Linked DNA regions of Homo sapiens: region 1 is linked to region 2. Evidence: read pairs that join two places in POLR2A ChIA-PET (ENCODE). Cell type or tissue: GM12878. All regions are shown on one strand. Each heading gives the region's core, and the rest is flanking DNA. Links, peaks and the distances in the headings are about the cores only.

Region 1 (4,404 bases), core at 273-4,272, 110 kb after region 2:
TTATTTTTAGGGCATAATTCCCAACTGGCCGAAAAACCAGAGAAGAGAAAAGCAGAAATGAACAAACAAAAAAACCTAAAGCTGGAAAACAGAAGCATGCTTGGTAACTGATTTGGTGAATCTGAGAACACTGAGTCCTAAGCTGACCATGGGGAAAACCTAACACCTAAGGGAACTTATGGTTCCAGGTACCTCTGTAAGGGCAGGCTAAAGGGAAGAGTTGCAATAAAGCAGTGAGGTTGCGAAGGATATGAACAGACACTTCTCAAAAGAATACATTTATGCAGCAAAAAAACACATGAAAAAATGCTCATCATCACTGGCCATCAGAGAAATGCAAATCAAAATCACAATGAGATATCATCTCACACCAGTTAGAACGGCGATCATTAAAAAGTCAAGAAACAACAGGTGCTGGAGAGGATGTGGAGAAATAGGAACACTTTTACACTGTTGGTGGGACTGTAAACTCGTTCAACCATTGTGGAAGACAGTGCGGTGATTCCTCAGGGATCTAGAACTAGAAATACCATTCGACCCAGCCATCCCATTACTAGGTATATACCCAAAGGATTATAAATCATGCTGCTATAAAGACACATGCACACGTATGTTTATTGGGGCACTATTCACAATAGCAAAGACTTGGAACCAACCCAAATGTCCAACAATGATAGAATGGATTAAGAAAATGTGGCACATATACACCATGGAATGCTATGCAGCCATAAAAAATGATGAGTTCATGTCCTTTGTAGGGACATGGATGAAGCTGAAAACCATCATTCTCAGCAAACTATCACAAGGACAAAAAAACAAACACTGCATGTTCTCACTCATAGGTGGGAATTGAACAATGAGAACACATGGACACAGGAAGGGGAACATCACACACCGGGCACTGTTGTGGGGTGGGGGGAGGGGGGAGGGATAGCATTAGGAGATATACCTAATGCTAAATGACGAGTTAATGGGTGCCGCACACTAACATGGCACATGTATACATATGTAACAAACCTGCATGTTGTGCACATGTATCCTAAAACTTAAAGTATAATAATAAAAATAAAATAAAATAAAAAAAGAAGTGAGGTTGGGCCGGGTGTGTTTGTTCAGGCCTGTAATCCCAGCACTTTGGGAGGCCGAGGTGGATGGATCATGAGGTCAAGAGATTGAGACCATTCTGGCCAACATGGTGAAACCCCAGCTCTACTAAAAATACAAAAATTAGCTGGGCGTGGGGGTGTGCGCCTGTAGTCCCAGCTACTCGGGAGACTGAGGCAGGAGAATCGCTTGAACCCGGGAGGCAGAAGTCGCAGTGAACCGAGATCGTGCCACGGTACTCCAGCCTGGTGACAGAGCGAGACTCTGTCTCAAAAAAAAAAAAAAAATAAAGTGAGGTTCATTGAAAGTTGTTTTAGAGCTCCATATCTCCTTTGTTCTTTGATGTTGCAGGGCAAATGCCCTTCACCCACCACAATAGAACACTGAAAAATTATTCTCTGAAGAGGATAAAACAGATGGCATCTATTTCATCTGAGCTGTAGCAAACTGAAGACAGTATTACATGACCATCAGTAGGGTAGATACTGAAACACACAAATGTGTTCTTCCACTGGAAAGCAAAGCACTGTGGTCTGTGCCTTTACCTTCAGAACCTTCTCTGGGAAATCAATAGAAAAGAATAAACTGGGCTTCGTCAGTAAAATGGCTTGGCTAGAAATGGTCCAACTGTAACATATATGCTCCACCCATATAACCAGAGCTCCCAATCACATTTCAAATCCTCCTATTGTAGATATGAGCAGATGACCAAGGACCGCCTGATATGTCAGGAAAGTTTTTTACATGAAAACTGGAGACTAAGACAAACAAAAATTAAAAAAAAAAAAACTACTTAAAAAAGAATGTGCAAACGAAATGTCAAATAACAACCCTTAACATCTTCAGGGAGGTAAGTGGAAGACAGGGCAACCTGAAACTGTACAAGTACTACAAAAATGGGAACAAAAATTAAAAAATAAGAAATCATAGAAATTTGTAAGACTTATATGAGAAGCACAAAACTCTGTAGAAGTTCAGAAAACACAAGGTAGGATACCATATTCAAGGGGCCTCCTAAGTGCCTAGCACAATGGACAAACACTGACACCAGTGTCCACCTTAGTGAAAAAGTTTATCCTAAACTTTCAGATAGGAGGAAATCACATGAAAAGGATCAGAATTAGAATAAATTCATACTTCTCAGCGGCAACACGTAGAAATGGAGAAATGCTTGTAAAACGCAGAAGAAAAAGAAATTCTAGTCCAAGCCAGGGTACCAAGTAAACTGTGTGTGTAAAACAAAACATTTTTAGACCGCACCATCTCCCCACCTTTTCATAGCAGCCGCTGGAGGACAGGCTCCACATAGGAGAGGCTAAAGCAAGAAAGAGACATGAAGGCTGGAGAAAATAGGAGCCCCAGCATAGAAGGCAGCTGCAGGAGCTCATGGCAGGAGAGATGTGAAGAGAGAGCCCAGGATGACAGCTGTGCCCAGACACCAAGGACACCTAGTCTAGAAGAAGGTAGACGGAAAGCTCTGGAAGGATTTTTCCTAGAAAATCTTCATGAAGTAACTGATGTATGAAAATATCTTGGGAGGGAATTGAGAGATTGACCGAGAGTGTAACGATGGCTTAGGGGCAACTACCTAAAGATAGTAAAAGGTAGGGGGAAGGGACTAAAAACAAATCAACTGTTAACACCACAACTGAAATTTAGCAAAATAAGTCAATAAATAACTGTTTACTCCCTAGCACAGCCCTCAGGAAGATTTATTAGTGATAATACACACTGAATACTAATTTAACAAAAATTGCAATATAACTGTCTTCAGAAAATAAGAACGTGGGTATAAATGGGGCTGTGAATAGTATAGAGAGACAAGTCTTCATCTTTAGTAGAAAGTCAAGAGATGATTTCTAAAACTAAAATAATGCTAAGAAGAAGAATGGGAGGAAGACCAGCAGGTTCCATATCGATAGGGAAGTGAATTCTGAAAGAATACAATAGAAATGTTGGAAGTAGTTGCCTTTGGGAAAAAGAAAATGGGGCTGGGGACGGTGGCTTCCCAGCACTTTGGAAAGCTGAGGCAGGCAGATCACTTGAAATTAGGAGTTCGAGACCAGCCTGGCCAACATTGGGAAACCCCATCTCTATTAAAAATACAAAAAATTAGCTGGGCATGGTGGTGTGCGCCTGTAATCCCAGCTAGTCAGGAGGCTGACGTGGGAGAATCGCTTGAACCCAGGAGGCGGAGGTGGCAGTGAGCCAAGATTGCACCATTGCACTCTGGCCTGGATGACAGAGCAAGACTCTGTCAAAAAAAAAAAAAAAAGGAAAAGGGAAATGGGTGAGTGAAAGAATATGTTTTGCTATATTTTGGAGCTAAATGTTAGAAACTATAATTGATATAATTATGCCACATATAATCCGCAACATATGTAAAGGTACTTTATTTAGGAGACCGAGATAGAAAATCCAGTTTAATCTGCAGTCATCAAAGTTCAAACTGTTCACGATTTGTAATAAGCAATGCTCTTATTCTATCACAAACAAAACACATGTTCTCTACTAAATAATATATAACTTCCCTTCTCAATTGTAGAAAATAGACATCTAACACCATACACAGTTTTATTCTTTTTTTTTCCTATTTTAAAAATTATTTTATTTATTTATTTTTTCTTTTATTATTATACTTTAAGTTTTAGGGTACATGTGCACATTGTGCAGGTTAGTTACATATGTATACATGTGCCACGCTGGTGCGCTGCACCCACTAACTCGTCATCTAGCATTAGGTATATCTCCCAACGCTATCCCTCCCCCCTCCCCCCACCCCACAACAGTCCCCAGAGTGTGATGTTCCCCTTTTATGTGCATTTCAGCAATTATTTAGCCATGACAACGGGAGAGAATGTAGGAGCCAGGTTCTCCAAACTTTGTTTTACTAGCACAATGGGGTCATAAGTTTATGAATGAAGTTTATAAAAATAAACATTTTGTGGTTTTGGATATAAGAAACCATAACACAAGAATTACTTTAATTAAAATCACTTAATATTGTACAACCCAGCATTGTGTTATATTTCAACAAAATGGTGTACAACGATAAACATTCACTTGCATCCATTAATGCATTTAATTCAATAAGTAGATTTTGGGAACTCATCAGATGCTCAGCTTGTGAGCATTCAGAGATGAGCGACGTCATCAAGGTGTCTGTCAAGTCTGCTTATCTAGTAAGTATGAGATCCTAGAATTCTTAGAATTTAAAAAAATGTTTCATCTACATTTTTATTTCATTGGCCAAAAAGTGTCTTCAAATTAAGGTCACTAGACCAATCTCATTGATCAAAG
Region 2 (4,404 bases), core at 335-4,334:
TCTAGTTGGGGACATACCAATGGACTCACTAAATTTATGAAGCTATGTATGAGCGCTAAGTGAGTTCTACAGAAAGCATTCTTAAAAATTGAAGACTTCATAATTTGGCAGAGAGAGTAATGGGAGACTTTGTAGAGGAACTAAAATGTGAGTCAGACCTTAAGGATGAGTAAATTTGGATGGGTACACAGAAGGAGAGGCAAGAGAACCTAATGACCTGTGTTGATGACTACTATTACATTGTATCTGAGGGCCTCTGTGGCTTCTGCCAATGCTGTCCCATTCTGTTCTCATTAGATGAGGAAGCTGAAACTCAAAGAATATACAGTTTTCCAAAGATTGCACAGCTAAGAAATATGGAAAGATGGACTCAAGCTCAGATTTGCCTGATTCTGAAGCTTACATTCTTTTCGGTGCACTGAACTGTATCAGAATGTTTTTTAGAATGCAGACTGACATGAGCAAGAGTGAGGCAGTGTGAATAAACATAAGCTTCAGGATAACAGAGCTTCCTTCCTGGAAACAATGGTTGGGATGAAGCAGCAAAAAAAAATTTTTTTTCTAGGAAGAATTTCAAGATGAGATTCCACCTGCTTAACAAGCATTTGTCAAACCTGAAATTATTTTCTGATTGCAAAAGTATTCCATGTTAATTGTAGAAAATTAGAAAACTATAGAATCACCAGCTAAAATCAACCAGAACTAGCCATTGTTAATGTTCTAGTGTATCATCTTCCAATCTTTTCATAATTTTTCTCCAAATATATACACATTTATGTATATATTAGCTTTATAAAATTAAAATTTTGCTTTCTTTGTATTTTGATGTCTGAATTAGTAATATATCACAACCATACTCCATTTCTTCTATATTCTTTGGAAACATTTTAAATAAATATAGAATATTGCATCCTATAAGTTACCATAGTTTATTAAACTTCTATTATTGAATGTTGACGTTATTTCTAGTTTTTCTTAATTATAAATAATGTCTATTTTATCTTATAAATCATTTATCTCTGATTTTTCCTGAAAAAACAATTTTTTAAACAAAATTTCAGCTTGGCTTATTTCCCATTATATAGGAAATTTAAATCAAAATTTAAATTGTATGTTATCCTACGAACTGAAGCTCAGGTCAGACTCCTGAGGGGATAAACCAACATCCTAGCAGAGGTTTGACTCAATTATCGTCATGACTTTAGGAAGTTAAACTCTTCCATATCAGAGAGAGGAGTGGAGGCAGAGAGGTTGAAGGAGAGATTGAGGAAGAGGGGACAGAATAAGAAAGAGAGAAACACTGGTTTTCTTCCCTCAGGAATCGATTACCCGTTCTCCAGGTAGGCAAATTTTATTTTATTTTATTTTATTAAAAAGATCAGACTCCATGGTGGTCCTGAGGGGAGGTAGAAAAGACTCTTTAGACTGTGTCCAAGTGGCTGTTTTCTTTTTTACAGCCTAGTAACATCATAATGATGGATTTCTCCATTTGGGAGCATCACGCAGTGAAGGAAACCACCTGGGCTTAAATCCCAGTTACTCAGTTTCACAGCTCTGTGGCTTTAGACAAGGCCTTTAATTTCTCTCAATCTCAGCATCCACAGGGTAAAAGGAGATAGGAATGCCAACTAAAAATCTTTGGATCCTGACAATTAAATCAGATTACACAGCATCAGCCAATCGCAAACAACTAGCTCTTTCCCCCTCCCTTTCTTCCACGCTTCTGCTCACTGAGAGCAATAATTTTTTTTCTTTTCTTTAGATTTCTTCATTGTAAAAAGCAGAGTTCATTCACTCCAAAAAATTTTAAATCTCTTGGCACTGAGAATTCAAAGCATTGTCCACGCCCTTACAGAAATCACAGTCCAGTGAAAACTACAGAAAAGCTAACATGAATTACAAGATCAAGAGAGAGAGACGTTGGTACAAAGTCATGTGTTCCCAAATAAAGGAGGGCCGAATTTATTGGAGAAAGGGGATCAGGGAAGTAACCCTTGATGAGGTCTTACAAGATGAGCACTTGCTCACCAAGCAGGGGAAGGAAAGTGAGCATTCTTGGCATGGGGTAACTCTTACCCTGTGGTAATGAGGAGAGGGTTAGTGGTCAGCAGAAGGGCCTTTAACAGAAGCTAGAAGTTGTCAAGAAATGCCACTTCCTCTGCAGAACCCTTTCTGGTTCCTTATACAGGAAACCCTCTACCGCCTTAGCACTTTAATTGTACCACATCTGTGGATGTCTTTGACATTTACTACTTCCTGCTTTGCATTGGAGATATTTTTGTACATATTTTACTTTCATTATACCACTAGAGAAACAAGAGACTGTTTTATCCTTTAATCCTGGTATTACCTGTAGTACCTTCAACTTTATATATATATATATATATATATATATATATATTTATTTATTTATTTATAATACGATTTATTCATTTTAAAGGTTCCCAAAGTGTCCCCATTTAGGGGGTCACATTAGACACTTTGTCCCTCAGCCTTTGGGTTTAACACCCTTCAATCAGTGGACTGTAGTTGATTTCAAGTCAAATCTGCCAAGAAGACTGTTAATATTCACCTCATGATCTTGGTTATTATGGGTAGTAATATAAGCGATACTATATTACAATAATATCATTTACAACGGCTTACATTTATTGAACATTTACCATGGCCAGGCACTTTGTAAACACTTTGTCAATACTAACTGAATTAACACTCAAAGTAATTCAATGACATGGTTACTATTAGCATTCTCATTTAATAGATGATAAATTGGAGGAGAGAGAAGTTAAATATTTGTTACTTGCCCGCAGATCACACCTGGTAAGTGAGGGACCCTGAATTCAGACCAAAAACGATGTTGCTGTGGAATCTAGGCATGTATTCTTTATTCCATTTCATTAATCCTTGAAACGACCCAATCAGGAAGACATTATTGCTCCCATTTTATAAACAAAGTGCAGAGAGTTTAAGTGACTTGCCCAAGTCCACACATTGAAAATTGGAAGAACTAGGCCGGGTGCGGTGGCTCACGCCTGTAATTCCAGCACTTTGGGAAGCCGAGGCAGGTAGATCACCTGAGGTCAGGAGTTCAAGACCAGCCTGGCCAACATGGCAAAACCCCATCTCTACTAAAAAAATACCAAAAATTAGCCAGGCATAGTGGTGGGTGCCTGTAATCCCAGCTACTCAGGAGGCTGAGACAGGAGAATCACTTGAACCTGGGAGGCGGAGGTTGCAGTAAGCCGAGATCACGCCATTACACTGCAGCCTGGGCAACAAGAGAGAAACTCCATCTCAAAAATAATAATAATAATAAAATAAGAAAAGAAAAGAAAATTGGTAGAACTAGGATTTAGAGCTCAATCTGTCCAACTCTAAAGCCCAAGTATAGGACTCTAGGCTCCCTATTCCTGTTTAAGTTTTAAAAACCTGCTGGTTATAAGTGTATGGTATCTTCTATGTACCTATGGGCATTATCAGGCGATAGTTTTCTAGGATGAGGGAGAAGTAAATAAGGTGGTATCCAAACACTAGTATTTTATTCATTGAGACCAACTGAAGCAGGATTTGATGACTGTATGAGTGAATTAATTTCAGGTTATTTGAGATATTAGGAACATTTCTTACTGATCCACTGCTCTGCCGTGAAAACCATAGCAATTTACCATATTTAGTTATGGTCCATTCTTGAGGCTATGGTTTAGGGACAGAAGGGGTCAAGAATACAGGTAAAATAATGAGAAGGAAATGTTCTAAAGGACTACAGATCTAGCGTGCCGTAGGTAAGAGCAGGATCTTCTTTTGGAATACTGAATTGATATAAGTCAAAGACTAGGAAAACCAAATATGCCTTCATGTTCAGAATCAAGGTTGGTGTGGGTGCCAGAGACCACAGGCCAAGGCAATTAGACCCCTCCTTGGGTTTGGTAGGAAGTGGAGATGTAAGTAGCTCCTGGTTATGACCTCAGGGTTTGTGTTCAATAGGAAATATGTGATAAATGAGTGTCAACAAATTGACACCAGTGAATTCATTGCTTAGAGACACCTAAGTGGACAGCTTCTTGTTTGGTTATGATGGTGATCATGTTTATACTCCACCAAATATCTTGGAGTTTTGAAAATGGCCTGGTGAATTTGCTGACCACAGCAAACTTCTGCTAATTACCCTGAAGTATCTATCTCATGTTTATCTTTCCTTCAATTAAATCATCATACATCACTTAACGTCAGGGATATATTCTGAGAAGCATATCGTTGGCTATTTTGTCGATGTGTGAACATCATAGAACGTCCTTACACAAATGTAGATGGCATAGCTGACTACACACCTAGGCTGTATGGTATGGCCTTTTCTCCTAGGCTATAAACATGTACAGCACCGTATGCAATTGTAACACAATGGTA

The links. ChIA-PET counts read pairs that join two places held together with the same protein. Peaks named below come from ENCODE experiments on the same cell type or tissue, not always from the same donor. Only the 100,000 strongest peaks of a DNase experiment are listed, where the experiment ranks them.
Region 1: POLR2A ChIA-PET joins it to region 2 with 5 read pairs; 5 of 35 experiments call an interaction of 5 or more read pairs at or near these places.

What each region holds. Positions count from the first base shown.
Region 1 is chr15:95,331,078-95,335,481 of GRCh38, reverse strand. No RefSeq gene overlaps it. Among named protein-coding and RNA genes, the nearest start is that of LETR1, 6.2 kb to the right of the region's middle. In GM12878, for the core only: no CTCF peak of the experiment used is centred there; no DNase peak of the experiment used is centred there.
Region 2 is chr15:95,444,798-95,449,201 of GRCh38, reverse strand. All of the region lies in intron 1 of LINC00924 (long intergenic non-protein coding RNA 924), which reads right to left. Among named protein-coding and RNA genes, the nearest start is that of LINC00924, 14 kb to the right of the region's middle. In GM12878, for the core only: no CTCF peak of the experiment used is centred there; a DNase peak (open chromatin) is centred at 2,131.